Linked DNA regions of Homo sapiens: region 1 is linked to region 2. Evidence: chromatin loops called from intact Hi-C (ENCODE). Cell type or tissue: chondrocyte. All regions are shown on one strand. Each heading gives the region's core, and the rest is flanking DNA. Links, peaks and the distances in the headings are about the cores only.

Region 1 (8,336 bases), core at 295-8,294, 730 kb after region 2:
CTCAACATGCTCGGAGCTCAGCAGGGGATAGAAGACTGGCACAGGCTGCCTGGCCCTGAAGGCCTGTGACTGAATCAGCAGTGAACTGCACGCTGGAGTTTTCCACAGGACCATTCAAACTCGGGCTGGGAAGGTCACACTGGCCTCTCCCTTCTCTGCTGACCGGCAGAAATGCCCCGGCTCCCCATTGTAGCATCCCCCAACCCTGGGATGGCTCCTGTGGAAAAAAGCAACTGTCTGTGAGCGTGGGGTCCAAAGGAAAAAAGAAAACAAAATTTCCATAAACATGCAGCCAGGAGCACAATCTTTAAGAGTGAAAAATTGGGAACGACAGGGGAATAGCTAAGCAAGAGACAGAGTATCAACAGAACAAACCATCATACAGTTCAAGTTGATGAGCATCACACATGGTCAACCCACCGAAGTCCCAAATCTACACCAGGCTGCAAAACGGCACTCACATGACGGCAAAACATGTCAAACTATATGTAAGTTAATCAACAAAAACAGGAAGTGAGTGTGTGGTGAATTAAAGAGTTCAAGTTCATTAGGTTATGTTTTTCCTTTAAAGGTACTCAAGTGAATAAAAATAATAGGAGACCACGGAAGCATACCAAAGCCCTTCATTTTTAAATGAGGCATACAAACATTTTTCAATGATCTTGCATAAAGTGAACGATCCAGGAGTTGCTGTATTTCCCCATCTCAACCCTCCAAATGCAACAAGGAAAATGCAAACACATAAAAACCAAACACTTATAAAGTGAACGGCTCAGCAACGCTTTTCTCCATTTCTTGGTTCAGGACCACAGTCTAGAAAGGGTATGAAGCTGATACAATGAGGTTATGACACCTGCTACCCTGCACAAGCCTCTTGATCACCTGCCATCCTCAGGTCTGTGAACAGGAGAGAAAATTCGCTCTATACATTTTTTTCTCTGAAAGTCAGTTGCAAAAATATAAACATGGGGAAGCAAACTCAGTTTAAAAGAGGCTAAGGAGAAGAATAGATCCCCCTCCCCAAAACATACCAACCTCCACATTTCCCTCTTTCCCCTAAAAAAAAAAAACAAAAAAACAAAACCAGTAGGGTCCCTGACAATAAAAATTGACAAATGACTTTAAAACAAATCATCCAGGGGGTAGAAAAGGCTGAATTGTCTTTAAATAGCCTAATAGACTGAATGGAGGATACAATACGTCTGTATTACGGCTGCAGGGTCCAGCATTAGAACAGCTAACATACTTCAGTCCTTAATCACTCCACCCATCTTTTCCCCTTAAAACTGACCATTGGCGGGCAGGGTGGCTCACGCCCATAATCCCAGCACTTTGGGAGGCTGAGGCAGGCAGATTACCTGATGTCAGGAGTTTGAGACCAGTCTAGCCAACATGGTGAAACCCTGTCTCTACTAAAAATACAAAAAAATTAGCCAGGAGTGGTGGCACGCGCCTATAATCCCAGCTACTCGGGAGGCTGAGGCACGAGAATTGCTTGAACCTGGGAGGTGGAGGTTGCAGGGAGGTGAGATCACACCACTGCACTCCAGCCTGGGCAACAGAGTGAGACTCTGTCTCAAAACAAAACAAACAAAATTCTCATCATCACAGATCCTTGAGAGAAAGAAAACCAGCAGCTCAGGGGTTAAACATGCAATGCCACGCTCACATTTCCTGTCTGTGATCACATGTTCATGTGAGAAGCAACTGGTTATGTTTTCATAGTACTTTTCTATTACTAGGCTTAATTTTTCTCTGCTAATAGTGTTCTAGGTTTCTATTACTGTGAAAAGCTGATGATTTACCTTACCTTTTCACTTTAATTTATCCCCTCTAGAAGAGCAATAACTGAAAAGAACTGGAGGTATCCCACACATGCAGAAGCTACAGCTTTGCAGTTTCTAGACCTCTGCCCACGTTTTGGTGTCCTGTGCTTGCTGCTCCTGAAACGTACACTTGGCCCTCTTCACTGGAAAGCCCACTGCTCGCCCTGCTGGGACAGCGTCCCTATGCCATCCGTCCGCCGCTGGAAAGCCCATGGCTCGCCCTGCTGGGACAGCTGTCCCTATGCCATCCCTCCGCCACTGGAAAGCCCACTGCTCGCCCTGCTGGGACAGCTGTCCCTATACCATCCCTCTGCCAAAGTGAAGCAGAGAAGAAGCCGTGTACACGAAGAAAATTTGCTGACCCACTTGGGTGGAAGGAAAAAAGCACTCTGTGGGTGGATTAATGTGGATGAACAGCCTGGTGCCACCAAAGTCGTGGGTGCCACCTGACGCTGGGGGGAAGCACTGGACAAGTTAGGCCTGTGTCTCGGTCCTGGTCCTCTTGGGTGGCTACGTATCACCTCTCTGGTCTTCCTTTCCTTGATCATAATGAAGGGAATTAGGTAAGTTCTCCCAGTGTTAAAATCATGATTCTATGATTTCTTCCTCAGCAGGCACATTCAGGTAATTCAGGAAGCTGACGGTTACTCTGATTCTCATAACAATCCCGTGGGCAGAGATCAATATCTCTATTATGCAGATAAGGAAGCTGAGGCACAGGAAGGTCACGTGACTTGCTATAGTCCCTCAAATAGTAAGTGGGAGGAAGGGCCAGGATCTGAACCCCGGTTGTCTGACTCAACTTTGCTACTTCTATTATTTTACATAGTGTCATCACTGCTTCAAATACAGCATTAAATCTTTATCATTCTCTATGTACAAATTTGGGAGACAGGCATCCAATTTTCTGGAAGCTGAATTTGAATCCTTCCTTTATTGAAAAGTAAACGCCCTGCATAAATTTCAATGTTCATATTTTCTTTAGTGGGCCCAGATCTGGCCCCTTTCAATCAATGGGCATCATGGCACAATTTTTGCTTAACTTGGAATGTATTCTTTGGAATGAATTAAGGTCTGCCTTCTTTGTTCTTGTCTCTAATTCCAAAGCATTGCGTCTTCTAAAACAGTTTTTTAACCCCTCTCCAAATGAAAAAGGATGCCACTTGAATCTTCCTTATAATTATACAAATAACACATTTTTTATAGGGATGTGTTTACATATCTTCACTCACTGGTGAAGAAGCCCAAGATGCCTCCAGGAGAGAGAATTATAACCAAGTGGCATTTATTAACCACCCTCCAGGGGGCAAAGGCTGGAAAACAGAGATGATGCCAAGGGTAAAACCCATGTGATCCGAGCCAGTGCCTGGAAAATAGGGAGTTTAGCAAATGTTGAGAATAGATCTTTTCTCCTGCTCTCTTCCACTGGGAAACCAGAAGGGTAAACAAACTCCTCAGCAGAGACACACGAGACTCCACGGAGGCCCAGGGGTAATCTGAGACTGCGGGAAACCTGTTTTCCCCTTTTTTTCCTTTTCTTGAATTCTGACCTTGAGCAGAGCTCAGAAGGGAGCCTCTGATTTCTCAGGTTCCTAGGAGAGAATATCTTCTAGGCTGCTGGCCAGGGCTTGGTCTTGGACCTACAATGGCTCCTTGTGGCCTATGCTATTAAGACCTAACTCACCCTGTCCAGCAGATTTTGCCCACTTTCCTAGGCAGAAGCCACATCGGTGGCCTTGCCTGACCATCATCTCCACCCTGGCCCTGAGGTTCCACCGGTCCCCTGATACCCCCCCTGCTTTTCCTGACAACTCAAGTTTCAGCTCCTCCTCCAGTCCTTCCTTATCCTTCCCTCCTCAACCTCCCACAGCTCCAAGGCTATGTCCTACAATTCAGCAATTAGTTATTATTTTCTGTAGCTGTGCCTAGGCATTTGGTTAAAACTTTGACTTTATATCCAGGGCAAGGACTATAGGGTTATATTTACATCAAGACAGAACCCTGTTCAAGTGCAAGGAGGACCCTAGACCCTGTTCTATAAACTGTGGTTCATAATGAATATGGACTGGCCCCACAATGATTTCCTCTAAATAACTAAAAATCTGAATGCTTTACAAATTTTAAGATATTTGGATTTTTTTTGTGCTTTTCTGTGTTTTCCAAATGTTCTTCAATAATCAGAAAATTACAAAATCACTAAATATTTTTTTAAAGAACAGGCTGGATTTTTAGTGCCTATGGACTGGAAATAAAACGATGCTGTCCTGCCATCTAGTGGCTGTGAGGCAAAAAAAAAGGCCAAGACAAGTCTAGGGGCTTGAAACTGTTAGTATTTGAAACCTGAGTCCCACCCTGGCTTTTTGGGGAAGGGGATATTTCTTTCTGCAACCCAGGATCCTTCATGTCTCCAGGGGAGGGCAGGTGAGCAGTCTGGTCCTTGATTAGAGTCAGGTCAGAGATGCTACTGCCTCCTCCACTGCCTAACAGTGATTCTGAGCTCCTTAGAGAAGGGAGCTGGAATAGGGTGGGATGGGATGGGAGGGAAGGTTGTAGGGGTGTGGGGGGGGGGCGGAGCACCTTCAGCTACAACGAACATCCAGAGGAGCCAGTGGCACTCCCATGCATCGCACCCCACATCTGTCATTGGGTCACATGGTGCTCCTGAAACTGCAGAGAGGACCTCGGGATACTTACTGTTTATTTTAATGACGTCAACATCAGTCATGCTATGAAAAAGGTAGAGTGGACCAGAATGTAGACCCTCCAGGCTTATTTATCTTTCCAAAGAACTTAAAGCTGAGGGGTGGGGGGGACATACCACAGACCACATCTATTTTTGCAAAATAAAAGGTCTTTTAGGCAGAAGTCTTCCAGCAAGGTACTCAAAAACTTTCCCAGGGGTGCACAGTCTTAAGGGAAGAATAAATGGCCAGGTCCTCAACTGCCACTTGTATTTTTTTCTAAAACTGGTCTGTCAGAGATACCACTTTTCCCTTGCCCATTCTCCCATCTCCCACTGTGTAAAAGAAGGGCAGACTTTCTCACCCACCCTGAACCTCACTTACAGGGTGATGAAACCTCCAGGTCATCCACAAAGAGACAAACAAGATGTATCTGTGAGTCTCCTTGAATCAGGCACTGTGGTGGGCTTCTTACTTATACATGAGTCTGATAAAGGGGAAGTATGTCACTAGTAATGGGGGTACGTGGGACCACACTGGGCTGTTCCAAATTCAAATATAGGCACAACTCAGATATACCGTCGGCTCAGTTTCAGACCACCACAGGAAAGCAAATATTGCAATAAATGGAGTCGCCTGACTTTTTTGGTTTCCCAGTGGGTAGAAAAGTTATGTTCACACTGTACTCCAGTCTGAGTATACGCAACAGCATTATGTCCAAAAAATACATATCTTAATTAAAACATACTTTATTGCTAAAAAATGCTAACAATCATTTGAGCCTTCAGTGGGTTGTAACTGTTGGGCTGGTGGAGGATCTGGCCTCAGCACTGATGCCTGCTGATTAATCTGGTGGTGGCTGCCGAAAATTAGGGTGGCTGTGACAATTTCTTAAAATAAGACAGCAATGAAGTTCGCTGCATCAAATGATTCTTCCTTTTATGAACAATTTCTCTGTAGCATACCATTCTGTTTGATAGCATTTTATTCACAGTACAACTTCATTCAAAATTCAAGTCAACAGAAAGGTGATTGTCCCCTCGCCTGTCACGCAATGCATGTTCCTGGCGAACCTGGCACTAAACCATTCAAAGATGACCTGCTTCTGGGTTGGGGTTTCGTATGTAGCAGAGCAGCTCCCTCACTGCGATCTATTGAAAGTCAGCCCTCAACGAAAGTGTTCGTTAAAAAAAAAAAAAAAAAAAAAAAAGGAAAAAGTTTAAAAGAAAACAAACAAAAAAAGAGTTAAAACACATACAAAATTCATGTCAATCCTCTCAAACTCTGTGGCTGCTTTACCAACTAAGTTTATGTAATATTCTAAATGTATATTTCAAAAATGTATCAGCACATTCACCAGCAGTAGATTCCATCTCAAGAAACCACTTACTTGGCTTATTCATAAGAAGAAACTCCTTATCTGTTCAAGTTTTATCATAAGATTGCAGCAATTCAGCCACATCTTCAGGTCTACTTCTAATTCTAGTTCTCTTGCTATTTCCACCATGATTGGCACACCTGCAGTTACTTCCTCCATTGAAGGAAGTCTTGAACCCATCAAAGTCATCCATGAGGGTTGGAATCAACTTCTTCCAAACTCCTATTAATGTTCAGACATCCTCCCATAAATCGCAAATGTTCTTACTGGCATCTAGAATGGTGCATCCTTTCCAGAAGGTTTTCAATTAACTGCCCAGATCCATCAGCGGTAACACTATAGCTATAATGTTATTCCCAACATTATTTATGGCAACTATAGCCTTATAAAATGTATTTCTGAAATAATATTTCTCAAATAGTAAGACATTATTTCTTAAGTAATAAGACTTGGAAGTTGAAATTACTCCTTGATCTATGAGCTGCAGAATGGATGTTTTAGCAGGCATAAAAACATTAATCTCCTTCTGCATCTTCACCAGAGCTCCTGGGTGACCAGGTGCAATGTCAATGAAAGGAATCTTATTTTAATGAGCAGTAGGTCTCAACAGTGTGCTTAAAATATCCAGTAAACCATGCTATAAACAGGTGTCATCCAGGCTTTGTTCTTCCATTTATAGGGCACAGAAAGAGTATAGATTTAGCATAATTCTTAAGGATTTTCAGACTGGTCAATGAGCATTGGCTTCGGCTTAAAGTCACCAGTCTGCCTAACAAGAGAGTCAAGCATCCTTATAAAGCACTGAAGTCAGGCATTGACTTCTCTTCTCTAGCTAGGACAATCTTAGATGGCATCTTCTTCCTATAGAAGGCTGCTTTGTCTACATTGAGAATCTGTTGTTTAGTGTAGCCACTCTCACCAATGATCTTAGCTAGATCTTCTGGATAATTTGCTGTAGCTTCTACATCAGCACTTGCTGCTTCATGTTGAACTTCTATTTTATGGAGAAGGCTTCTTTCCTTAAACCTCATGGATCAACCATTGCTAGCTTCAAACTTTTCTTTTGCAGCTTTCTCACCTCTCTCAGCCTTCAAAGAACTGCAGAGTTAGGGCCTTGCTCTGGCTTAGGCTTTAGCTTAAGAAAAAGTTGGGGCTGGTTTGATCTTCTATCCAGACCACTCAAACTTTCTCCAAGTCAGCAATAATTAGCAATAATGTTATTATCCGTGTGTTCACTGGAATAGCACTTTTAATTTCCTTCAAGAACTTTTCCTTTGCATTCACAACTTGGCTGTTTGGCACAGGAGGCCTAGCTTTCAGCCTGTCTTGGCTTCAACATGCCTTCACTAAGTTGAATCACTTCTAGCTTTTGATTTAAAGTGACAGACATATCACTCTTCCTTTCAATAGACACCTAGAGGCCATTGTAGGGCTATTAATTGGCCCAATTTCAATATTGCCTCAGGGAATAGGGAGGCCCAAGGAGAAGGAGAGAGACAGGAATGGCCAGTGGGTGGAACAGTCAGAACACACTTAACATTTATCATTTAAGTCTGCTGTCTTATACAGGTGTGCTTTGTGGCACCCCAAAGCAATTACAATAGTAACATCAAAGATCACTCATCACATTTACAGAGATTATCCTGGATTTGAACAACGACAACAAAAAAGATTACTGATCACAGATCATAGTAACAGATATAACACTAATTAAAAAACTTAAAATGTTGTGAGAATTACCAAAATGTAACATAGAGATACAAAGTGAGCATATGCTGTTGGAAAAATGGAGCCAATAGGTTTGCAGGGTTGCCACAAACCTTCCATTTATTAAAAATGCAATATCTGGGCCAGGTGTGGTGGCTCATGCCTGTAATCCCAGCACTTTGGGAGGCCAAGCGGGGGGTGGATCACTTAAGGTCAGGAGTTCAAGACCAGCCTGGGAAACATGGCAAAATCCTGTCTTTACTAAAATACATATAAAAATTAGCTAGGCGTGGTGGCATACGCCTGTAGTCTGGCTACTTGGGAGGCTGAGGCAGGAGAATCGCTTGTACCTGGGAGGCGGAGGCTGCAGTGAGCCAAGATCACACCACTGCACTCCAGCCTGGACAACAGAGTGAGACTCTGTCTCAAAAAAAAAAAAAAAAGAAAGAAAGAAAAGCAGTATCTGCAAAGCACAGTAAAACAAAGTATGCTTGTATATACTGAAAAATGTGTTAAAATATATATATATAATAGAATGAAATGGAAGTGATGATGGTTCTTATTTAATGTCTTTGCCTTTTTCGTTCCCTTATTTCCAAAGATTTTTTATTATTGAGCTGGAGTCCTATGTATTGGTCTGTTCTCAAACTGCTATGAAGATGCTACCTGAGATTGGGTAATTTATAAAGAAAAGAGGTTTAATTGACTCACAGTTCCACATGGCTGGGGAAGCATGGTGGAAGG
Region 2 (8,300 bases), core at 301-8,300:
CAGAGGTATTAAGTTGCAGAACCAGAATTCAAGCCCAGGGCTGCTCCCTCTCAAGCCCAGCAGCTTATCAGGCTTCCATATCATTGACAGATACCCTGTATCAGGCCTCCCAGGAGGCCAGCTGTAGATGGCTGGTAGATCTTGATAACATACAGGGTTGGCTTCCAGTTCAGTTACTGCTGCCTTATCAACTGGGGCATGGGCTAATGTATTCAGATATCCCTGATTTACATCCTTGCTCAGCTGTTTAGAAGCTTAGTAACTGTTGGCAGGATATTTTTCTTAGCCCCTATTTCTCCTTCTGTAATATGGAACTAATAATCATAGTGTTATTAGGGTTATATTGAAGATTCAAAGAAATAAAGCATGCTGAACACTTAGCTCCATGCCAGAGCTATAGGAAGCACAGCCAGCTTCAGCCCCCACTCAACCGCGTGGACTTGACTTTCCCTTCCCTCCTCAGTCATATCACTGTCCACCCACTCCTTGCAAATATGATGGCATATTTTTGAACATTTGAGCCCAATATGATTTGAATTTTTTTGGTATTTCTATCCTGTGAGGTAGAAGATACTGCCAATTTCATTAAAGGATTGGACCTTCTGATTTCCTAACAATTGGTTTTTTACTTTTTTCTTACTCAGCTTCACATATTCCATCATCTAAAACTGCATCTCTCCCTGGCTATGGAAGAAATGGGCTTCACCGGGTAAGATTTCTCCCCGATTCATTGTTTCTGCCTTTACTCCCACCTCGGCCCTGGTTGAAGTATTGACACATTGCCTGAATACGTCTGACTCTTGATCTCAGTGTTGGAACATAATGAAAATTTTAACCTCCCTGGTTGCCTAGTAAATTAATTTGAGTTACAGGCAAAATAAAATGTTTCTATTGAGAGAAGAAGAAATTAACTTTAGATAAAAGAATGGCTTGTGTATGATTATGGGAAAACTAAATTGCAAAACTGTATGGCAAATATTTTTTACAATGAAACAAAAAGTAATTACTTGAACCATTATCTTTGCTGTAAAAAGATATAAGAATGTGTGTTATAACCATCCTCCTCACAAAAGATGGAACAAATACAATTATGTAACTATGTAGGACAATGCATTTTTATTTATCAGCAAGAGATCCCTGCTTACCAAGAGCCTGCTGAGTGGTGGCATTAGTACACTAAAAAAGACAAAGAGATGGCATAGCAGTAGAAGAATCATAGGGAAAAAAAAAATGAAGGTCTGACATTTAGCTTGGGAAGAATTCCTAGGATTTTGTAAACTCTTTCTTCCTTTTCACCTGACTCCAAAACGATCACTATGGAGATTTCCTAATAATTGTTTTTCCTCATTTCAGCCTGTTTCTACCGACTTCGCTCAGTATAACAGCTATGGGGATGTCAGCGGGGGAGTGCGAGGTGAGGCTCCCATGGCCAGGCTGAGCATGGCCACGTCTTCCCTCGAGGCTGAGGTTCATGAGAGTCAAGTATACTGGCTGTGTTCATGCTGTATTGTATCCTTAGAGTAGGATCACATCTGTCTTCTGTGAGCTAATAGGGCAATTATTTACAAAATTTCAAAGAATATCTAATGAAATCAAACTGTAAGAAGTGAGTTTGTGAGAATTTATTCATTGCTCATACTATGTGCTGAGCACTCTATCAGATACCTAGAGGCCAGGCATGGTGGCTCATGCCTGCAATCCCAACACTTTGGGAGGCTGAGGCGGAAGGATTACTTGAAGCCAGGAGTTCTAGACTAGGTTGGGCAACAAAGTGGGCCTGTCTCTACCAACAACAACAAAAACAACAACAACAAATTATAATAATTAGCTGGTGGCACATGCCTGTAGTCCCAGCTACTTGGGAGGCTGAGGCAGGAGAATTGCTTAAGCCCAGGAGTTCAAGGCTGCAGTGAGCTATGTTCATGCCACTGCACTCCAGCCTGGGTGACGGAGCAAGACTGTCTCTTAAAAAAAAAAAAAGTAACTGGAGGTACAACAATAAGTGAGACATGGCCCCTGCCCTCAAAATGCATATGGCAGAAAGAAGGTCTGTGTGATGAACATTGGGATCAGAGATGCAGAGAAGGAAGCAGTAAGTACCTTTAGGTTGTCAGCGAAAGCTTCCAGGGGAAAATGTTTTAACTGTTAACTAACACTGGACCAGGCATTTCTTGGCTTCAGGGAGGCTGATGGGATAACATGTGCAGAGTCTGGGAGCAGAAAAAGAACATGGTTTATAGGGCGAATATGTTGGGAATTTCAATATAATATAGTCTGTGAATGGTTCCTTGCTTTTCCATGGTCTTTCCCTTATGATATTTTCTTTTCCTTTCCTTTTCAGATTACCAGGTATGGAACACTTTGTCTTTCTTGAATTGGCCACACCGATAGAACAGCCATGTTCCAACCCAGACTGCTGGCTCCAAGGCAACAGTTTCTGTTGAGAAGATGCTTGTTGTGGTTGATCTCTCTAGTCATTACTCTATAGCCGTGAAGAGCAGACATGCCTGGTGCCTGGGTCAAGCTGTCCCTGCAGGCCTTGGGGACACTGCATGAACCAGGCCAGGTGTAGGGGGTCTCTCTTGCTTTGGCCTTGGAGAGTCCTCTCTGGGGTGGAAGTGGACCAGCATCAAGGGTCTGCTCATATACAGTTTTTCTTCTTTTAATTATAATCTCTCAGTACTTTAGGCCACCCTTTTCCTGCGCGTTCTCAAATGAAAAGACACTGATGTCTTAGCCAATAGGAGAGAGCAGTTTGCCCTCATGACATTCCTTTCTCACTAGAACCTCAATCTTGTTAAAAAAAGAAAGAAAGAAATGTGATGGAGAATAAGAAAAGAAGAAAAATGCATAGAAAATCATGATTAAAGATAAGAAACTAACAATAATAGACTTGGGCATCTTTTAAATGTACTATATGCTTTCATTCATGGAGCCTAATTCAGGAATTTGTCCATAACCATCAAGCCAAGATCTCTCCCCAACTTGATTGCAAAAGAGCTGTATTCCTGTTCCTATACAGCAAGGATCTCATTTTGAAAAATACATGGTCATTTAGATGACACAAATAAAATAGTGGTTAGGATTGGAGACCCAACAGGGAATTGGGAGCCCAAGAGTACTCCCTTCAGTTTCCTAGACTATTTCATGCCTCACCTGGAACTGGCATTTCTGTTGCAGACACTCCCAGATGGCCACATGCCTGCAATGAGAATGGACCGAGGAGTGTCTATGCCCAACATGTTGGAACCAAAGGCAAGTGCAGCTGTTCTTTTTCCTCTCATATGGGAATGGCGTAACCCTAAACAGATTTGATGTTCTATCTTTTCATCATTCTCAAAGTGTTGTAGGCTGGTGTGTTCAGGTGAGCCATGTCATGAATATGCACCTTGCCATTCTGCTGTTTTGCCCACATCAGGTCAGCAGGTTAAACCCTTACTGGGCATGATGCTGTGTGTTTACAGTGAGGTGCCAGTCCCTCTCTGCCTATGACCAAGGTATTCCCTTGGCCTCTGCCATGTGCATTACAGAGCATATCCGGTGCTGAGTGGAGTGGCTGCAGACTCACCATGTAGGTGAGGCAACCCTGTTTCACCATTGAAAGCCCTGCATTTCAAGAACCTCAGTCCTGGGTACACTGGGGTGACTGGCCACCCTAGCTCCAGAGCACCCTGTACCTTCAGAGTTGTCCAAGGGCTCATGCTCCCTGGTGACCATAACCAGGGCTTATTTCAATATGGCAGTTGCCAGAGCACTGCTTCTGGGCCTGCCTGGCCCCATAGATTCATGAGCTAGTCATGGGACAAGATTGTTAACCCCAGCACAAATGCACCCTGCCCTATAACAGCATCCTATAAAAGGTAACACATTGGCTGGGCACAGTGGCTTACGCCTGTAATCCAAGCACTTTGGAAGGCCAAGGCGGGTAGATGGCTTGAGTTCAGGAATTTAAGACCAGCCTGAGCAACATGGCAAAATCCCATCTCTACTAAAACTTAAAAAAAATTGCTTGGCATGACGACATGTGCCTATAGTCCCAGCTACTCGGGAGGGTAAGATAGGAGGGTCACCTGGGCCTGATAGGTTGAGGCTACAGTGAGCTGTGATCACACCACTGCATCCAGCCTGGGCAACAGAGCAAGCCCTGTCTACAAACAAAAAAAGAAAAACAAAAACAAAAAACACGTGCCTGTAATTTCCATTATCTTCTAATGTTTACCTTCATCCCAATACATAGTAAGTTAGTGTTCTGCCACTCAACAAAGCCCCCCTAAGGCTCAGTGCTACCTGAGACACTGGTGGAAAGTTGAGAATGTCTAAGATTCTGTCCCTGTCCCCTGGAAACTGGAGCTTCCACTGGCCTTGCAGAAGGAAGACCCATCACTCGAATTCTGTCATGACAGTCTCTTGGAAGCTCTATCTTGGGAGTACTAGCGTTTAGGTGGATTCTGCTTGTTAATAAAATGGACTGTGGTGTTCTAGAAGAGGTGTTTTCTTTCTTCTCAGATATTTCCATATGAAATGCTCATGGTGACCAACAGAGGGCGAAACAAAATCCTCAGAGAGGTGGACAGAACCAGGCTGGAGGTAAAACAAAACCGAAAAATCCAGTCCCAACTGCAGATCCCTATGCACTCCCCCAACTCTCCCCTAAGCAATGTTTTATTTCTTCAGTGAAAACAAAAAAAAATTATAAAGATCACCCTCATGTCATAGGTAGAACTAAGAAATAACTTTGGAGAAAAAAAATATCCAGGTTTTCACTTAGATCAGCATAAAAATGCCTGGTAATATCCAGAAGAATGACCCAGGAGGTGGGCATGGTGGCTCACGCCCATAATCCCAACACTTTAGGAGGCCGAGGTAGGCAGATCACTTGAGGTCAGGAGTTCAAGACCAGCCTGGCCAACACGGTGAAACCCTGTCTCTACTAAAAATACAAAAATTCACGGGGCATGGTGGCAGGTGCCTGTAGTCCCAGCTACTTGGGAGGCTGAGGCAGGAGAATCGCTTGAATCCAGGAGGTGGAGGTTGCAATGAGCCAAGATCACACCACTGTACTCCAGCTTGGGCAACAGAGCCTGACTCCGTCTAAAAAAAAAAAAAAAAGAAAGAAAGAAAAAGAAAAAAAGAATGACCCAGGAGACACAGAATGATTTCAGTCATTTTCTTTGAAACTTGATGTTGCCATAATTATGGCTGGTAATTCAGAATGGGAGTCGCTATTTCTCTTGAGATAGTCTCAGATCCTTATCTTCCCCTGAGCTGGGGTTGAGTTCATGGGAGGCTGTGGGAGCGGCAAAGGCTCTCAGGAGAGACATTTATACTGATTTATACTGGACAAGTTTCTTTCTTGGCTGTTTCCACATTCCTTGTTGAAGGGTTATCTGGGTACATGTACCCAAGATCTCCTTAGACATGGAAGACTAATTTTTGTATTATAGTTTTCCATCCCAATGATTTTAATTAAGAAAAACCCTGGCTGCCAGTCTCCGAAAGAATGCTTACTTTTTCCTGACAAAAGGCAGTACCTTGGCGTAGAGGTACAGAGAATAAAGGCTGCAGGATCTTGGGGGAACTTTTCTAGGGGGGAATGACTGATGGGAAGTCTTCTCAGTAGAACAGACATCCACCTTACCCCCTATTCCTCAGCCAGGAGGAAGCCCTGGGGCTCCCCAGGGACCACGCTGGAGGTCATTTTCTTTGGCTTTCTATTGCGATAGTCCATTTTCCCTGCATCTTCTCAACGTTCCAAGGACCTGGGATGGAGTTGTCTCCAATGTAATAAATCACCTCTCTGTGTCCCATCACCAGTCAGTGTTATTATTATAATCCCCATTAATACTCTGCCAGCTCTTTTATCTGATGGGAAGGGCTCCTCACCTGGCCCAACCAGGTAAGGGATACTGATGTCACAAGCATTAAAGATGGGCTCCTCTCCCGTCCTCCTGCCTTGTTCTTCAGAATGACTCTGTATAAACTATAGAGCAACGCTCAAGGCCATTTGTGTGGCCATCAGGACTGACAGCAGCTCTTTTTTTTTTTTCTTCTTCCCAGCGCCACTTAGCCCCTGAAGTGTTTCGGGAAATCTTTGGAATGTCCATACAGGAGTTTGACAGGTTACCTCTTTGGAGACGCAACGACATGAAGAAAAAAGCAAAACTCTTCTAAGTCCCACTCGTGAATGGCAATTAGAGAAAGGACTGACAGTGGCGGTGCCCCATAGGATGTCATATTGAGGCCCAAACTTGATTGGAGAATTTGCAAACTACCGTCGCTCAGCAACACCAAAAAGAGAAAGTCTGGTTAAAACACCATGAGTCAAATGTCGGGCCAGCCAACAGTAACACTTGCCAAGAAGCATGGCGTAGAAATTTCTATGTTCCGAAACACAGAGTAGTGTCCACATGTGAGCTTTTCACATTACCTTATGTATACAACAGGAGCTGCGTTGTTTTCTTCTTTTTCTTTTCCTTTATCTGTTGTCCAACAACAGTGCTGACTGTCCGGATAAGAGCTGGCAAGTGCCCTTAGGATGCCGCATGGGAAAAATCGGTTATCATAATTTCAAAGTATAAATATATTTATTAAGTAGCGCTGCGGCTAAGAAGGAAGAGTGAGGGGTCTGTCCATGGGGTGGCAGTGATTTCACACCCGCCTTTCTTGAATGGCTTCGTGTTACTCAGCCGTGCCCTGGCAGGAATGGAACTCCATCAGGGAACAGGGCAGCTCTGTTTGAATGGGGTGAAAAACAGCAAAATTAATTCTTAGCAAGCTCCTTGTTCTCTACTGTTCACCGGGACCTGGCTGGCAAATGACTTAGCTATTAGTATATTTAAAAACTGTTCAAAAGCAAAAGAGAAGGAACAGGAATGAAAGGAAACCTTCCCTTAACTCTTTCTGCTTCCCATAGCAGGTCTGGTTCCTGCTCCCCGCCTAGGACAGGAGCTGTCTGGAGCTCCACCTTTGCAAAGAAAGGAAAAACACAAATTGCCCCCAGATTGGCCCAGTGGCATGCCATTAGGTGATTTTGCATAGGGGCCATATCATTCATGGCCAAAAAAAACCAAAAAGCAAAAAACAAAAACAAGTCCCATGTCCTACTGACTCTAGTTCTTCCAGTCGTTATCCTCTGCTGTCTCTCTGGCATCCTATGAATCAGATCAAGCCCATGCTGTTGTTGGTTTTTAAGGTTTCTTTCAATAATAGGCTAAGGAAAGACATGTTTTTCTCTTTTAAATCTCTGCAACTCCAAAGTAGACTCCTTCGAACGTATTTAATTTGGCCTTTTCAGCTTTCTTCTTGCCCAGCTCTGTCGAATTCATGGGTGTGTGTGCACATGTTGGTTTCACTCACCCAGAGTAATTTTGTGAGCATGCATGTGCTTTTTAATTTCTGCTTGAATGTTTGTCCTGCTGTGTTGCAGCTTCTAAAGACATTGTCACCGAGTGTGTGTGACTCAAAGATCAAGAGTGAGGCTAAACTGCGACCCCAACATCACTTCCTTCATGGAAAGGTGTTGGCGCTGATGTAGCTCATGGAAGGATCAGACTGGGAACCACAGAGGAAGGATGAGGTGGGATGTGGAGGTCAGAGCATCTCACGAGAGTCCCTCAGGCTCTGCAACACTAGATTCGAATATGAGCCTAGGGTTTCCCCAACACGTGCGTGCATATGAAACCACATCATGATTCCCGACGTGAGTTAGATGAGGGAGAGTTTGTGTAACTCCACACCCAGGAGGGTAAGCCACTTTATTATCATGCTTTGGGGCTGTGCTTAAGAATTTAAGCTCTGTTTTAAAGCCGAAGAAGAAAACATTTGAATTTACCTTCATATGCCACTAAGAACAAAAGCTCTGAAGTTCTTCCTGCTGGCACCAAATATTAGGATTACAAGCTGTCTCTCTGACACCAGTGGTAAAAAAGCAAGTAGAATAGTTTCTGAGTCTGTGTTGCAGCCTCTGACACGTGGCTCACCGCTGTCATTTGGGGGATGGAATGAACAGTCACTGTTCTATAGCATCCTCCTGTGCTCTTACCTAAGGAATCTAAATTGTCCTAGCCTTCCATTGCTATGCACTGAATGAGGACTACTCTCGTGTGTGTGTGTGTGTGTGTGTGTGTGTGTGTGTGTGTGTGTGTGTGTGTTGGATCTACTAACATGTTTAGCAAATGGCTCTGACAGGGTGGCCATGAGCAGATGAGACCAGCTCTTGCTTGGTTGGAAGCCACACTGCAGTTTGCAGTTTAGCCTTTGGTGTCTCAGTGGCTTCTTGCTTATTCCATGCTTTTTCTATC

Evidence for each region. A loop is a pair of places that touch in the nucleus more often than their neighbours do. Peaks named below come from ENCODE experiments on the same cell type or tissue, not always from the same donor. Only the 100,000 strongest peaks of a DNase experiment are listed, where the experiment ranks them.
Region 1: a loop joins it to region 2, with 3 times the contacts of the local background. A loop is called at or near these places in 2 of 110 quality-filtered maps.

What each region holds. Positions count from the first base shown.
Region 1 is chr10:113,701,012-113,709,347 of GRCh38, reverse strand. All of the region lies in intron 2 of CASP7 (caspase 7), which reads right to left. Among named protein-coding and RNA genes, the nearest start is that of CASP7, 25 kb to the right of the region's middle. In chondrocyte, for the core only: CTCF peaks have their summits at 3,129 (motif pointing right) and 4,108 (motif pointing left); no DNase peak of the experiment used is centred there.
Region 2 is chr10:114,434,131-114,442,430 of GRCh38, reverse strand. ABLIM1 (actin binding LIM protein 1) reads left to right here. Exons shown (of 23, transcript NM_002313.7): 18 at 645-709; 19 at 1,354-1,414; 20 at 2,342-2,349; 21 at 3,181-3,255; 22 at 4,507-4,587; 23 at 6,058-8,300. The coding sequence ends at 6,171. Among named protein-coding and RNA genes, the nearest start is that of AFAP1L2, 34 kb to the right of the region's middle. In chondrocyte, for the core only: CTCF peaks have their summits at 4,337 and 4,539 (motif pointing right); no DNase peak of the experiment used is centred there.